2 separate regions of the Mus musculus genome follow, and region 1 is linked to region 2. Evidence: chromatin contacts called from ENCODE Hi-C or POLR2A ChIA-PET data. All regions are on one chromosome and are shown on one strand. Each heading gives the region's core, a stretch centred on a gene start or an enhancer-like site at or near the end of the contact. The rest is flanking DNA. Distances are from core to core; before and after follow the strand shown.

Region 1 (4,416 bases), core at 913-3,412, 38 kb after region 2:
TACCCTCTTGCCTTGATGTTTCTCAGGGTGGCAGCACTACCCAGCAGCACAGCCTCCCCTTCTCTTGATCTTCAGCTACCTAGCAGTCAGCCACAAGGGACTCATCTGCCTCTGACTCTTACATCCTTAGCAGGTGGAACAGGCAGGAAGAAAGCCTCCTGCAGATCTCTTTAAAATGGGAAGACCCAACCATGTGCTGAGTCTACAGGGTGCTCAGGGACCCACCTTACAAGCCAGTGTGATTATCATTATCACACCAGCTTTTCCATGGATAATAGGCAGACTGAGCATTTTGCACCAAGTTTTGGGGTTGTAGGAGCATTATTACGTAGGAAATACAACCAAAAAGTTAAAAAAACAAAAAACAAAAAACAGTAGCCACTTGAAGGTCACTGCCCAGGTTGGGCATTTTGTGGGGAGGGACTTTTCCCTACCCACATTTTGGGAAAGAGCTGCTCTCCCAGAAGCCCGTTGGCCCACCATTCCGTGTATAGACAGGGGGCCTACTTAGTGATTGGGAACATCCCTAGATGGGTGGACCCCTGAACCAGCCGGGCTTGGGGACTGCAGAACGCTGAGGCCTACTGCTGTCAGACAACAGGGCATCGAGTGAGCCCAAGCCTGGCTGCGAACAGGATCCTATTTTCAGAAGACCTCATATTTGGTGCAGGAGACAGCAGTGTGGGGAGGCATCAGGACAGAGTCCTGTGCATGTTGTCAACTTGAGCTGGGGCAGGGCTAGAACGAGGCTGGTACCACTGGAGAGTAGGAGGTGCAGGTTAGGGGGGCAGTTGGGTCATTCAAGGCCATTGTGAATCTAAGGAGCAGGACTGTGCTTGTGGCCTTCCTGCCCTCTGTCCTGCTATTGTGAACTACTTACCGTATATGAAAGGCAGAAGGCTGGTGTCCTAGGAAGACTGAATGGCCAGCCTGGGACCTTGCTCTCACGCCCTGATTTTAACTGTGTATATGGTGTGTGGGTGTGTGCCAGTGTGTATGTGGTGGCCTTTACCTGCCAAGCTACGCCCACCCCCAACCACAAAGGGTGGCTTTGTGGGGGGAGTTCTGAGACAGGATCCTGATATTTAGCCCAAGCTGACCTTAAATACGCAATCCTCTTGCTTCAGCCTCCAGAGTGCTGACTAGGGTTACAGATATGTGCCACCACTCTGGAACACTTCTTTTTTCTTTCATATGTGTGTGTGTATGTATGTATGTATGTATGTATGTATGTAGTTTATGGATGTTCTGCCTGCATGTCCCTATGCCATGTACACTGCCACTGTATCCCCTGGAACTATATATATAATCCAGATGATTATGGCTCCTGTATGGGCGCTGAGGATTGACTCTGGGTCCTCTGGTTAACCACGGAGCCATCTCTCTGTCCACCGCCTCTTAAGATACACACTCACATATAGTTTGACAAGGGATCTGTTGCCAAAGCAGCAAAACAGAAGAGTGGTCCAGGATGTCACCTCCAGACTATGATGGTCTGGCCATAGCAGAGGCTCTGGGAGAACATTCCATGGTCAGTTACAGGGACCAACACTGGGTGACAGACATTAAGTGTACCTCTCTGCTGGGGTCCTCAGGACTGCAGACACAGTGCTCTCCTGAGCTGTAGTTACTCAGGTGTCTGGTTTGGAGGGTAAGCACTGGATTGTGTGCCCATCCCAGGGGTGAATTGTGTGTTCTAGTATCTCCACAGCCCAAGAAGCAGAGCTCTGAACTGCGCTGCCCTCCGCGGGGGCGAGGCCCTGAGCTGACAGCCCAGCTCTACGGCCTCCAGGGTCTCTTTAGTGGCCTGCCTCTCAGCCAGGGCAGCTTCCTCTCCTGCTCCCTTGGAAGTAGCAGCACACCATGCCCCCCCCCCCCCATGCCAATGTCTCTGGCTCCTCTGCGGCTCCCTGCGATGGCGGCTGTGGCTATGGGCAGCAGTTACTCCCACAGCCACCCAGCATTTCGCCTTCTCTCTGAGGCATGGGGACAGAAGTCCGTCCCGCAGTTCTCCCAGTCCAGAGCTGACAGGAGAGCTGCTGGTTCACTGCCCCCAACAAAAAGCACACAGCCATGCGCAGGCAGCCGGGTGTTGGACCAGGAAGCTTTATTTACACAGTAAAAGGAACAAGCAAATTCCTGAGACTAGAGTGGCTGTAGTGCAAGACAGTCACGGCCTGTCAGGGGGGGAGGCAGGCGATGGTGCGTGGTGCTAACGAGCAGACCCAGCATGGGCAGCCTACAGGCTGCAGCCCTGATGGGTTCTGGCTCACCACGCCATTCACCACACTGCCTCAAACAGTACCGCTGCTGCTGCTGCTGCTGCTGCTGCTGCCTGGCTGGGACGGCACACGTGGCCCTAGCACGGCCTGTGGGCTCATCTGTCCCTGACCCCTGGGTGCCCCCAAACACTGACGATGCAGTTCATTTGCCAATGAGACTATGCTACGTCAGGCTATCCTATCTAGCCTAAAGGAGCTCCATCAGTCTGCAATTCTAGAGTATCTTTCTCTGCCTCCTTCAGAGGCCTGGCACCAGGGGCAGGGGTGGGACCAGCAGCATGGGCATGGCAAGGGGCAGCATCATGGGTTGTATGGGCGGAGCGTCCCTGAGCCCTGGCCCCTGGCTTACGTTTTAAGTGGCCATCATTCAAGTAATTTTAACCACATCAGTGGAAATGGGTTGCAGGATCCAGGGGTGAGTTCTAACTGCTGTGAACACTAAATGAACCCATAATAAAATATGGCCATTGGTCTGCATAGGAGACCCATCTAGAAACTGGGGGAGTGAGCATGTCCTGTTTAATGTGGGCCTTCATTTTATTTAACTTTCTGCATACAAATTTAGAAAACTTTCCTGCTACAAAAAAAAATTTTTTTTTTAAAGTAAGGCTTTCTGAGAATACACATCTGCATGTGTGGGCAGAACAAGTTCCATGGACCTACATGAAGGGAGCCCGTGGTGCTGGCCAGCTTCTACCTTCACCACCCAGGAGTAAGGCAGGAGTGGGCAGTCATGTAAACTGTCTAGGCTGCTACCCTGAACTCAGGTCAGGTACCCGGCTTAGGGCAACTCTGTCGGTTCAGTGGCTTCTGGAGTGAACGGGATGTCACGTGCTAAGAGGCCCAGTCGGCTTTGGTGGAGGCTGCCTAGGCAGGTGAGTGGTGAAGCCCACCCTCAGCTTCTCTGGGGTGTGGCACTCGGGTGAGCCAGTCTGCCTGCTGCCTGTGCTGCCACGCACACAGGAGACAGAGTGGACCTCCCAGGTGAACCTTCTTCCAGGAGATCCAAGACCAGAGGTCTGGGGGCCAGTGAATGGGGTGGATGAATGGGTCTGTCTGGGTCACACAACTGCTGAAAGCTGACTGGAAACCTTCTAGACAAAACCTGCTTTACTTGATGAAAAGAACATCAGAAAGCAAATGAACACACTAGGCAGAAAAGCTACCACCATCTTTTCTGGCTGCTTTTGCTGGGTGCTTGGACTGAGGCCTTAGTGGGACAGGGACATCAAGAAAAGCCTGAGGAAACTGCAAAGGGCCAACCCCCACCCCGGGTTTGGAGTACTGCCGCCCAGGGAACAGTCTCCTAGAGGCAGGAAGCAAAGATGAAGCTGTCACTCAGCAAGTTCCTGTTTGTCCTTCCGCCAGCAGGCTCAAGAGAGCTAGTCTACGGACAAGCCGGCCACACATCAGCCTTAAGACACACACCTGCCACCAGGAGCTCAGGTCCCAGTCCTCAGGAGAGGCAGCTGGCAACTGTTCTGTGCTTTGGCCTTAACAGCCTGTGTGAAGCAGACCAGGGGACAGAGCCCAGCCTCTCCTTTCCTGGGGGGTGGGGGAGTGGGAATAGCTTTAGGGACCATAAAGTTCTTTCAGATAACAGAATCCCTCACTGTGGGCTTTCTGGGAACCAGGGCACTGGGGTGTGCATCCCACGCCCTCTCAACTACCTTCCTCTGTGATCCACCAGGCAGGGCTTGTAGGTCATGCCTCCACCAGCTTTCTACTTTGCTTTCTCAGTGCCCCCAAGGCCAGCTGGGCCCCGACCACCACCACAGGGACCCACCAGGCTACCCAACCTGGGGTTATAGGAGCGGGGCTTCCTGTACTTTGGGTCTGGTTTTAGAGAAACATTGCCTTATACATCAGAACTTGAGCCTCGGTTCTTCTGGTGTATGGACAAATTAAAGTTGAAACAAAAGGTTCCCATCAAGGTCTTTCTTTAGGAGAAAGGTAACAGCCATTTGGGCTCAGCCAGCAGACAGTGAAATCTCAGAGGGTAGGCACAGCAGAGCAACTACAAATGTGCCTAGATCACATGTCCGCAAACCCAAGAGAATGCACCAGTTATTTTTAGCCTTATGGGAAAACAAGCCACTTGTGTAAGCCAGCCCACTTGCTATTGTCTGCAGAA
Region 2 (4,596 bases), core at 920-3,419:
TGCTGTTAGGGCGAATTGAGTAACTTAGATTTCTTACAACTCTGGGTGAATCTACACATACCTTGGGAAGTTTACTGACAGTGTATCAAGAAAGAAAATAACCCTTGCATGTAGCATACTAAGGAGATGGCTTCAGTGACCCAACGTAGATGCTAACAATGGGCCTTGAACACATGTTACATGGGGAGGGAGTTTCAGAGTTGCAGAGGTAGGGGCTTGGAGTCAGCCAGCTGTCTGTCTGTCTGTCTGTCTGTCTGTCTGTACATGGGTGTCAGCATCCTTCATGCAGGCATTTGTGGAGTATCTGCTAGGGGTGAATGCTGGACACACGCCCTGCTTCCCCAGTGGGAGGTGGCAGGGTATGGAGTGATTCTGGGCTGGGAGGTATGCCCAGCTGTGGAATCGGAGAGAGTTTTCTTCCTGTTTCTAAATTCCAAAGTTTGGTAGAGTTACATTATTGTTTATTAAGGAAAAGGTTGGATATTGAAAAAGGAAGCCACCTGGTCGATCTCATGTGGCCTGGGAAGCCATTTGGCAGCTGCTCTGGGCTGGAAGGCCTGACCTGCCAAGCTGTGAGAGAACTCGTGACTGGTGCAACTGTTGTGCTGCTGGGCTCTGCCCTGACTTCCCCTGACACGCCCTGTTCCAGCCTGCACTCCCATCAGGCACCAGACCAGAGAGCACTTGAGTGAAGCCACAGCTGTCATAGAAGACAGTGCTGGTTCCACAGCAGTGCCGTCACCCTGTGGTGTGGCTTGTGCCCTGCACCACACGTCTCTAGTGCCCTGTACTGTGCTCCATAAGCATCAGTGAGACCCATCTGAGGCTATGAAGAGACTTCCTCCCTGCCACCCTCGCTCTCCTTCTCTTGGCTTGTAGCATGCCAAGAAACCGTGTGGGTGGGGAGTTTCAGGTTTACAGTACCTTTTGGCTACACTGGAGGGTTTTGCCTGTCTGCCCACTTGTTCTACATCTGCCTACAGAAGTGAGAGCCATCTTCCCTTGCCATCCTTCAGTGGGAGTCTATAAAAGAGTGAAGACCCTTGGGCCAGTGAGATGGCTCATTTACTAGAGGGGCTTGCTGCCAAGCCTGCCAACCTGAATTATAAATTCCTGGGATCTTCATGGTAGAAAGAGAGAAGCATTTTTGTTTTTAAAATCTGTCCTCTGACCTCCACACACACCCTTGGCATGGGTTCTATGACATATGTATCATCCAATAAATTAAAAAAAAGTTTCAGGTATTTTTTAAATTAAAATATAATTACATCATTTTCTTCCTCCCCTTTCCTTCTTCCACCCCTGCTCTTCTCACCTCCCAATCTCTCAAATTCATGACCCCCCTTTTTTTAAAGAGAGAAAGAAAGAAAGAAAGGAAGGAAGGAAGAAAGAAAGAAAGAAAGAAAGAAAGAAAGAAAGAAAGAAAATGTTTGTAAAAAGAATATAGGCATCTATGCACAAGCTGTAATCTCCCAAATACAACCACCAGTGTGTCTCTGCTGCAAGATTTATTTATTTATTTATTTATTTATTTATTTATTTATTTATTTACTTACTTACCTACTTACTTATTTGGGTTTCTCTGTGTATCCCTGGCTGTCCTGGAACTCACTCTGTAGACCAGGCTGGCCTTGAACTCAGAAATCTGCCTGCCTCTGCCTCCCAAGTGCTGGGATTAAAGGCGTTGCAGGCTCTGCTGCAGGTTTTATTTAGGGTTATGGTTTAGTTCCCAGCACTATTTTAAAGTCTGTATCTAGATATCCAGGCTATCACTCAGATCTTGTGTCCTTTGGGGTCTGGTTGCCAGGTTTGATGATGGGCACCTCTAATCCCAGTGCTGAAGAGGCAGTGGGCTACATGGCAACCCCAACAGTAACAAGGAAGCAAGAAGGGAGGGGTGGGGCGAGAACTTGCTGGCACATCCAGGTAGAAGCATCCCATTCATTGTCTCAGGACAGTGACCTTGCTGAAGGTCAGGCGGCAGCTAAGGAGGATGGCTGACAGAGCCAGGACCAAGGCTGCTGACTTCCAGCTGCAGCCGACATGATCTGGTTACAAGAGTGAAGGAGAGAAACCTTTCTGCCTTCAGGAGCCAAGAAAACCAAGGCAACAAAGGCGAGGGCGACCTCTGCTGTCCTCGGAGGGCCTCGGTTACCAGGCTCGGAGGCCCATCCTGTCCCTGGGTGGCCTGGAACTCCAGCCTTGGCAGCTGTGCAGTGTTTGTTATGGGCAGTTACCATGCCACCCTCTGGTATCTCAGCGAGAGAGGCCCAGGGACAGGTGTGGCTGAGCACAGAGATTCCCAGTCTGCCCTAGCCCCCAGACGCACCTTCTCCTCTTACCCCAAGGGGACAGAGCCTCGAGATGACTATGGTATTGAATAGTCTCTAGTTCTTGGCACCTTCTCTCTGCCAGCAGTCTGCTTAGAATGGCTGGGTCCCAGAAGGAACTTATACTCAGTAGGGGTTATCCTTGCCTCCCAGAGACACAAGCCACTTTCCTGTCCGCCAGAGGCCATTAAGCTAGAGAGCAGGAAGGTCATTCCTGCTTCTGTTTGTCCTTGGTGATCTAAGCAGCGTGTGGATGACGGTTGTAGGCCTGAGGGTATTGGGAGCGGCTTGGTAGTACTGTTCATTTTCCTGTGTCCTCGGAGTCATGGTTCATTCACAGCTTGGAACATCCACCATGGAAACGTTTATACCGTGAAAACCAGCTAGTGTGTCAGAGCAGGGGCCCCATCTACAGGAACAATTCACGCCTGCCTAGTCAGGTCTTCTGTGCAGGGTTGATAGGACAACGCCTGCAGAACTCAGGTGTTTGAGGTGGGCAGTTAGCTCTTCTCTCGTATGAAGGAGGCAGAGTCTGGTGAGCAGCTATCAAGAGGTCTGCTTAGAGTTCACTGTAACCATACTGACTCTTTCCACTGTATTTCCCCATACGGGTCGAGAGCAGGGTCCTGCTCCATTTCTTTACTGTAGGCACAGGCCTAGAAAAATGTACCCCAGTAGGCATCCAGAGCCTGCATCCATCCAGCTCTCCTTCAGATGGTGCCAGCCAGATGCTGGAACCCCCAGCCCCAGGCAGAGCTCTCTGTCGTCCTTGTGTCCCAGGCCCCTGCCAAGAGCAGTGTGGGTGAGGATGAGGGCATTTCTCTGGGACTCTGGAAACACAGAGCTGGGGTTTGTGCCTTGGTGCCCCCGGAAGGTGTGGTCCCTTGTAGCTCCGCTTCTGTCCACCCCTGCCTCTTGCCCCATCCTCTGATGTTGTGATTGTATTTGAATTGATTGTCCCTAAAGAGGACTTCAAGATCCCAGGGGACTTAGTCCTTCCTTGACTGCTCTGTAGCCACAGGCCCGGGTTTACCCAAGGTAAGGATTGCTAAGTAAGAGAGACAGTGCAACCCAGGTGATGCCTGCAGCTCTCAGACTAGCCAAAGGACTCTGGCCATCCAATCCCAGCTAGCCTTCAGCTCTCCTCTCCTGGCTTGAGGCTCCTCCATTTATACATGGGCATATACATGGGAAGGGAACAGAAAATACAAACCTAATTCTTGGCCTGACACCCAGCCTAGAACAATGCTTGTAAATGCCTAGTGTCATGGCCTCCGGGGTCACTGGTGTCTCCAGCTGATCGTAATCCACCGCTCCAGTTTGACAGTGGACAGAACTATTGACAAAGGACACTTGACCTCTTACATTGCTGACTGTCACTTAGGACCTCTGCTAAGCTGAAGTGTTATTCACAACATACATGATCACGTGTCTACACATGCATCCATATAATACACAAGCAGACATTTAGGCATGCACTTCTGTAAGTGCACAGATGTAGTGCTCACATGCCCACACCCATGTACAAGCAGCTATTGGATGTTATTAGCTTTGATGCACATGTTAAGTAGATGCATTTCTTCTTTAAATTATCTTCACTAAAAAGCAAGTGTCATAAGGATACCGTCTGCCTTCTGCCTTCCTTCCAGACAGGATGCTACTGGGTGGCCCTGACTGAATTGCAACTCTGTCCTCAGTCTCCCTAGTGCTATCTGTAGATGTAAGCCACCTCGCCTGGCTCTAGTTGGTATATCTTGACAGAGCAAGACACATCCCTGTAACCAGCCCCCTATGAAGAAACAGGATGTGTCCAGCTTACACAAGACCCCTGCCTCTCTCTGGGGTAACTACTTTCCTATACTTTTTCCACAGGGAGCACTGCATTATGGGTAATTTGGGGTCTGGAGTTTTTGTTGTTGTTTGTTTTGTTGTTTTTGTATTTTGTTTATTTGTTTATTTATTTTTGGTTTTTCAAGACAGGGTTTCTCTGTATAGCCCTGGCTGTCCTGGAACTCACTTTGTAGACCAGGCTGGCCTCAAACTCAGAAATCTGCCTGCCTCTGCCTCCCAAGTGCTGGGATTAAAGGCGTGCGCCATCACGCCTGGCTTGTTGTTTTGTTGTTATTCAGCAGAGTATCTCTGTTTTAGCTCTGGTTGTCCTGGAACTCACTCTGTAGAACAAGCTGGCCTTGAACTCACAGAGCTCTACTAGCCTCAGCCTCCTGAGTGCTGGGATTCAATACGGGTGCCACTACCCACTGTCCCA

The links. A loop is a pair of places that touch in the nucleus more often than their neighbours do. ChIA-PET counts read pairs that join two places held with the same protein, here RNA polymerase II (POLR2A).
Region 1: a loop to region 2 is called in a map of heart, with 3 times the contacts of the local background. The contact joins two enhancer-like sites. A Hi-C loop is called at or near these places in 8 of 37 maps with a recorded cell type or tissue (T-helper 17 cell, gastrocnemius and heart). POLR2A ChIA-PET finds 5 or more read pairs at or near these places in 1 of 5 experiments (Patski).

The regions. Positions count from the first base shown.
Region 1 is chr7:132,709,994-132,714,409 of GRCm38, forward strand. It overlaps Fam53b (family with sequence similarity 53, member B), which reads right to left. Exons shown (of 5, transcript NM_001381858.1): 5 at 2,091-4,416. Among named protein-coding and RNA genes, the nearest start is that of Lhpp, 100 kb to the left of the region's middle. Within about 2 kb of position 2,163, at least 1 of the 3 ENCODE cell types and tissues checked has a DNase peak (open chromatin) inside an H3K27ac peak, as active enhancers do; it is heart, where a contact is called at or near this core.
Region 2 is chr7:132,672,007-132,676,602 of GRCm38, forward strand. All of the region lies in intron 6 of Lhpp (phospholysine phosphohistidine inorganic pyrophosphate phosphatase), which reads left to right. Among named protein-coding and RNA genes, the nearest start is that of Lhpp, 64 kb to the left of the region's middle. Within about 2 kb of position 2,170, at least 1 of the 3 ENCODE cell types and tissues checked has a DNase peak (open chromatin) inside an H3K27ac peak, as active enhancers do; it is heart, where a contact is called at or near this core.